Regions from separate parts of the Homo sapiens genome. Here region 1 is linked to region 2. Evidence: chromatin contacts called from ENCODE Hi-C or POLR2A ChIA-PET data. All regions are on one chromosome and are shown on one strand. The core of a region is the stretch at or near the end of the contact, and the rest is flanking DNA. Distances in the headings are between cores, read along the strand shown. Region 1 holds the start of FAM135A (family with sequence similarity 135 member A). Region 2 overlaps COL19A1 (collagen type XIX alpha 1 chain).

Region 1 (2,700 bases), core at 175-2,674, 530 kb before region 2:
AGTTCTTGGACAGCTACACCTAATGGAGGACAAGAAAATTTCCAAATTTTAAGTGTATGTTTGTAGGTCAACCTTTAACAAGTCTTAACCCATTATAGTTTCATTTAGTCTGTACTCAAGTTGCTTTCCCAGGCATGCCAGGTAAACATAATTCTTAAAAATTAAAGCTTTAATCAGTAAGTGTAACCGATTTGTTGCTACTGTCACTCTTTTGATGATACTTCCACCAACCGGTAAAGAAAGAAGAAATGTTATTAAACTGGAAGATGAACTAGAAACATTGAGTGGATACCTAGCTTAGGCAGAAAGCAGCAAGGACTAGAAGGGTATGTCACAAAGAAGTCTTCAGAGATTTAATAAAAAGTAAAACAAATGGAATGAAGTTAAGAGGCTTGACTTATACAAATGGGGGGGGGAGGGTGGAAGAGTTTTGGAGGGGAAAAAATTAAGATTAGAGACTCACTGGGTGCAGAATGGAAAAGGACGTGAGGATAGGGGCCATTAGACAGAAAGCGATGAAGCAGGGTACCAGAGGAAAGAGAAGGCAGTGAGGGTTTCCGAAGCTAAGATGGGGCATGGAATGAACTCCAATGCAAAGCGATGCTAAAGCAAAACACAATCGGCAACTAACAAAAAGGGAACCAGGAGGAAGTACCGAAAGGAGGTGGATGAGAGGAAAATAAAACCAAGGAAGAAATTATGGAGGTAACAAGAGTGAGAAACCTGGTCGGCCAGGGTAAGGAGCTCCGGACAGGGAAGAGCCAGGCAAGGGATGGAAGCACAGAGATACGCTGCTTCCCAAGGAGGGACCACCCGGGCAAAAAGACACGTGGGAGGCGCGGGATGAAAAAGCAGAACCACGAAAGCGGGTAAAGGAGGGACAGAGCGACGAAGATGGAGCAGGGGTGAAGGGCAAACACGCTAGGCGCGAGGTTCAGGAAGAACGGGTCGAGGGACGCGCGCAGGGGCAGGGGCGGCCGCGGGCACCGGGAGAGCAGCGCGCCGCGGCCCCTCGCCTCCCTCAGAGCGCTCCGCACCGCCGTCCCCACCGACCTTCAACGGGGCCGGGGCCAGGCTCCGACCGCCAGCAGTCGGGTGAGGGGCCGCGGCGGGCGAACGGCGGACGAAGAGGAGGCCGCTTCCTTCCTGGCCCCTGGGCAAGAGGGACGGAGGGAGGGGTCGTGGGTGTCGGGAGCCGGGGGAGCCAGAGGGGACAGTAAGGGGGTTACCTCTCGCCCGGCTCGGCCTCTTCCCCCGCCTGTCGAACGGAGGAGCTCGTTGTCCAGCTGCAAGAAGACGGCCCGACCCGGGTCAGCACCATCCCGCCCCGGGCCCCCTCACATCGCCATCACAGCAACCGCAAACACCGCAACCGCGGAGCCGGTTCGTCACCGCGGCTCGGCTACTGGCCCAGCGCGGCCAGCGAGCATGCGCAGTCGCCCCAGTCCCGAGGGAGCCCGGGCCAGCCGGCTATACCTGCGATCAACAGGTCCCCGGCCGCACGGCCCCGCCCCCGGCCTCTCTCACCTCCTCCTCCCGCCTCTTCCCTCCCCTCTCTGAGGCTAGGCCCCGCCCCTTCAAGCTCCGTGCCCCGCCCTTCAGGAGCTTCAACTGCCCCTCCAGCTCCAGCGCCAACTGAGATTTCGAGAGATTTGTCCTCCCTACCAGGCTCCCGTTCCCAAGTTCCCGCGAGAACGGGAGGTTTGCGTCAATAAAAGGCGCGCGTCAAGAAAAGGGGCTCGCTTGTGGGTTTAAGGGATGGAACTTGGAGGTGGTTGAAGAGTAGTGAACAAGAAGAGGGCAAAAACACGGAGTTCGAGAACTTTAGCCGTTTTTCTCACAATGTTGTTTCTCCTTTTCTCTCTTTAGCTCCTCCGTGCAGTCCCGGGTAGAGAGCCCGGTCCCTGCGCTAGTCGATTTGTGCAGTAGGAAAGGAGGCTGCAGGGGATCTGCGCCGGGGCAGGACAGATGCCTTTCGGGACCCAGTGTTTGCATCTTGGGAGATGTGGGTGCTGATCTGGTTGTTTCTTGGTTTATGACGCCAAAAAGGGCGGGAGGGGGCTGATGAAGTGAAGCCTTTCGCTAATACATTCCGTTAACAGAAGCCCACGAAGGATCATTGATTTATTTCACTCTTCCCTGTTTCTGAACCTTATCTGGCAAAAACTTTTGTGGTGCATAAAGTTCAGTATGTTGCTAAAGCTGAGTTAATGAAAGGAAAATTTCAGCTGCGACTCTTGTTTTAAAAATGAATCTAGGATGGATAGTGGTGTTGGTTGCACAACAATGAATGGACATAATGCTACTGAACTGTGCACTTAAAAATGGTTAAAATGGTAAATTTTCTGTTATGTATATTTTACCACAATAAGAATGAATTAGAAGGGAAAAGCTTTGTGCATTCATTTGAAAGTAATGGTGAGGTCTTGTAACGTAGGCCATTTAGGGGACAGGTTTTGAATATATCTTTGTACCAGTTTTTTTTTTTTTCGAGTGTGTGTGTGAGACAGAGCATTGCTCCGTCGCCCAGGCGGGAGTGCAGTAATGTGATCTCGGCTCACTGCAACCTCTGCCTCCGGAGTTCAAGCAATTCTCCTGTCTCAGCCTCCCTAGTAGCTGGGACTACAGGCGCACACCACCACGCCTGACTACTTTTTGTATTGTTAGTAGAGACGTGGTCTCACCATATTGGTCAGGCTG
Region 2 (2,700 bases), core at 6-2,505:
GGCTTATATGAATAGTTACAGGCCTAAATTTAAATTTATAATCAAGTCAATCTGGACACTTAAACTGAAGATTTATCATAATGAAAGGAAAATGTGTTATTTAAAAAGCATTCTGTCATTTCTATTTATTTAGCCTGTTTTTTTAAACTCTGGTTTTCTGTTTCTTATTGCTTTTTATGATGATATAGTACTTTTGCCTTAGAACAGATTAAAGAAAGTAGATGAAACTTTAATTATTTGATACATAGTCTATATTAGAGGAAAGAGTTTTAAGCAACTAATTAAAGCAAGTTTTGAGATTTTCTAGCATTGTATATATTTTAACACAATTCTCTTCCCCACCTTCTTTTGACAAGTAACTGAGCTGAAACTGCCACATTCAAATGGAAGTTCATTTGCAGTGGGAAAATAAACAAATATATCTTATCCCATGATCTCAATAGGCAAATTGACGAAAGAATATGAAATGACTGAATTCCTAATACCTTCAAAATTTTAAAATTCAAGTTATTATTGAATCTCTCCATATTACTCTTAAATTCTGTCCCAACTGTGACAATTCCAGGTAACTATTTAACATACCATAGAGTTAAGGTACAGCAATTAAAAGGTCCAATCTATCTGTCATATATTTAGGTTTAATAGTAAACTGTTGACAACTTCACAGACTCCAGCCCTGAAACCCTAGACTCTCTCTCAGATTTGTTATATTTTATTTTTAGATGTAATCACTTCCCTCCGGTAAATGGTTAGTGACCACACGCGCAGGTCTGCACATGAGGAAACTAAAAAGGGAACCTTGCGCTGTGAACCAGATACACAAGACACAAGAAGGGTCTCCTTCCAGGCCATGCCCAGCTTGTCATCTTCTTCAACAATCCCTTTGATAGTGCTGTGCTGACATTTTCAATTAATGCAAATGATACTTGAAGTTAAGCAATTTCCATCACACATTCAGTACGTGTTGCTTTACGAACACCCTCTACCAAATAGCATGATAAAAACAAACGTAATTTTTTCTTTTATTAATTTCCCTTAATGCTTCATGTTAAGTGAATCTTGTTAGGGTTCAGATTAATTTTGAATTCACATTGTTGGGAAAATCTTTCAAAAGATTAATTCAGCGAAGTAAATTGGATCAGAATATATGCATTTTGGTAGTCCTATACATCATGTAACCTGATTAAAGAGTTGAGATACTAGAGCTACAAAAGCAAACATTCAGGGGAATCCCAAGATGGGGAAGTGTTAGTTATGCAAGATGATTACGTTCTAGACATCTGCTGTATAGTACCGTGTTTATAATTAACAGTACTGTGTTATACACTTAAAAATTTGTTAAGAGGGCAGACTTCATGTTAAGTGTTCTTATCACAATTTTAAAAAGTTACTAAAAGCAAACAATAAAATAAAATAACAAAAAAAGGTAACCTTGGCATAAAATGGTGCATAAAATGCAAGGTAACCAGGTGAAAAGAAAAAAGAAAACCAAAATGTCTGTTAATTATCCCAAAGGTAAGTGTTTCTCTAAGAGTTTTCCTCAGATAATCCTGCATTAGATTCATCTGTGGAGCTTGTTAAAGATGTAAATTACCAAATCCCACCCCAGTACGACCTGCAAAATGGGAATATGCGATAGGAGGTCTCAGGAATCAAATACGTCAGGTGATTCTTTTTCATGTTAAAATTGGAGAACCATTTATTTAGGTCCTTCAAATCCTTGCTATCATCAAGAACATTTACTACCCACTAGCATGTGCCTAAAAACTGTCCCTATTCAACCAAAGATTCATTCTTCCTTCTAACTAAAAAAGTCCTGTCATATCAGATTAAATTGCAAAGCACATTACCTACTATATTTCTTTACAAAAAAGACAAATTCAGAAGAGTAGAAATCGTATCAGAATAAACTCCGCTGCTCTAACATCTCTTTTCCTTTTTTACATAGTTGTAGTTGCCATGAGTCACAGCTGATTAATTTCTCACTGAAGAAAGAGTTTCCCCCCCAAATTGTATGACAGCCACAGGATGTCTTTTGTACAATAACAGAATATTCAAACTTTCATGTGAATTATTTTAGGAAATGCACCTTCTGCCAAATAATAAAAAATCATAAAGACTTACATAACACTCTGAAAGACTACGATGTGTTAGATCTTTATGAGTAATTATATTTTATGTGTGCCTCAAACTCAAAAGTCTCTCTAGAGTGGGTTTATACTTGTTTAGCAAAAATTATTGAAAAAATATTCAAAACAATAGGCACAATAATACAGTCTCAGAGTACATAATCATATGTGATTATCATCAGAATACATTATATGTGATCGTTTGCATAGGAGAGATGAAGTTTCTCTTTCCCTAGCAAATGGCTTCTCCAATGTGCCTAATTCAACCTTGTAATATGAATTGCATTTAGCTAAGTAACTTATACACACTCAATGTTCAAGAAAAGTCTTCCAAATTAACCACATAATCAATTTAAAAAAGCAGAGATGAAGGTAAATATTTCAAATTGCCCTTAAGCCTTTTGGAAATATTTATGAAAAGACTGATACATTTAATAATTGCAAATATTGTCTATTTAGTTCAAAAGGTGCTCTAAAGATCTGTCAACCTTTTGTTTGCCTCATCTGAGATACTACAAAATGAACATATAATTAAACTACATTTCCTTTTATACCTCCTATCCGATTTTTC

What was found. Hi-C counts contacts between places; a loop is a spot of excess contacts on that map. ChIA-PET counts read pairs that join two places held with the same protein, here RNA polymerase II (POLR2A). Pooled maps may share reads with other maps.
Region 1: a loop to region 2 is called in a map of OCI-LY7, with 6 times the contacts of the local background. The contact joins the promoter of FAM135A here to the enhancer-like site in region 2. A Hi-C loop is called at or near these places in 1 of 168 maps with a recorded cell type or tissue (OCI-LY7), 2 of 37 single-sample maps with no recorded cell type and 3 of 50 pooled maps. POLR2A ChIA-PET finds 5 or more read pairs at or near these places in 1 of 52 experiments (OCI-LY7).

Annotation. Positions count from the first base shown.
Region 1 is chr6:70,412,232-70,414,931 of GRCh38, reverse strand. It overlaps FAM135A (family with sequence similarity 135 member A), which reads right to left and starts at 1,424. Exons shown (of 22, transcript NM_001162529.3): 1 at 1,230-1,424. It overlaps FAM135A-AS1 (FAM135A antisense RNA 1), which reads left to right and starts at 974. Exons shown (of 2, transcript NR_147708.1): 1 at 974-1,095; 2 at 1,870-2,104. RefSeq lists silencers at 908-1,057, 1,398-1,617.
Region 2 is chr6:69,880,051-69,882,750 of GRCh38, reverse strand. The region is part of intron 2 of COL19A1 (collagen type XIX alpha 1 chain); the gene reads right to left. Among named protein-coding and RNA genes, the nearest start is that of COL19A1, 15 kb to the right of the region's middle. Within about 2 kb of position 1,255, at least 5 of the 41 ENCODE cell types and tissues checked have a DNase peak (open chromatin) inside an H3K27ac peak, as active enhancers do; they include OCI-LY7, where a contact is called at or near this core.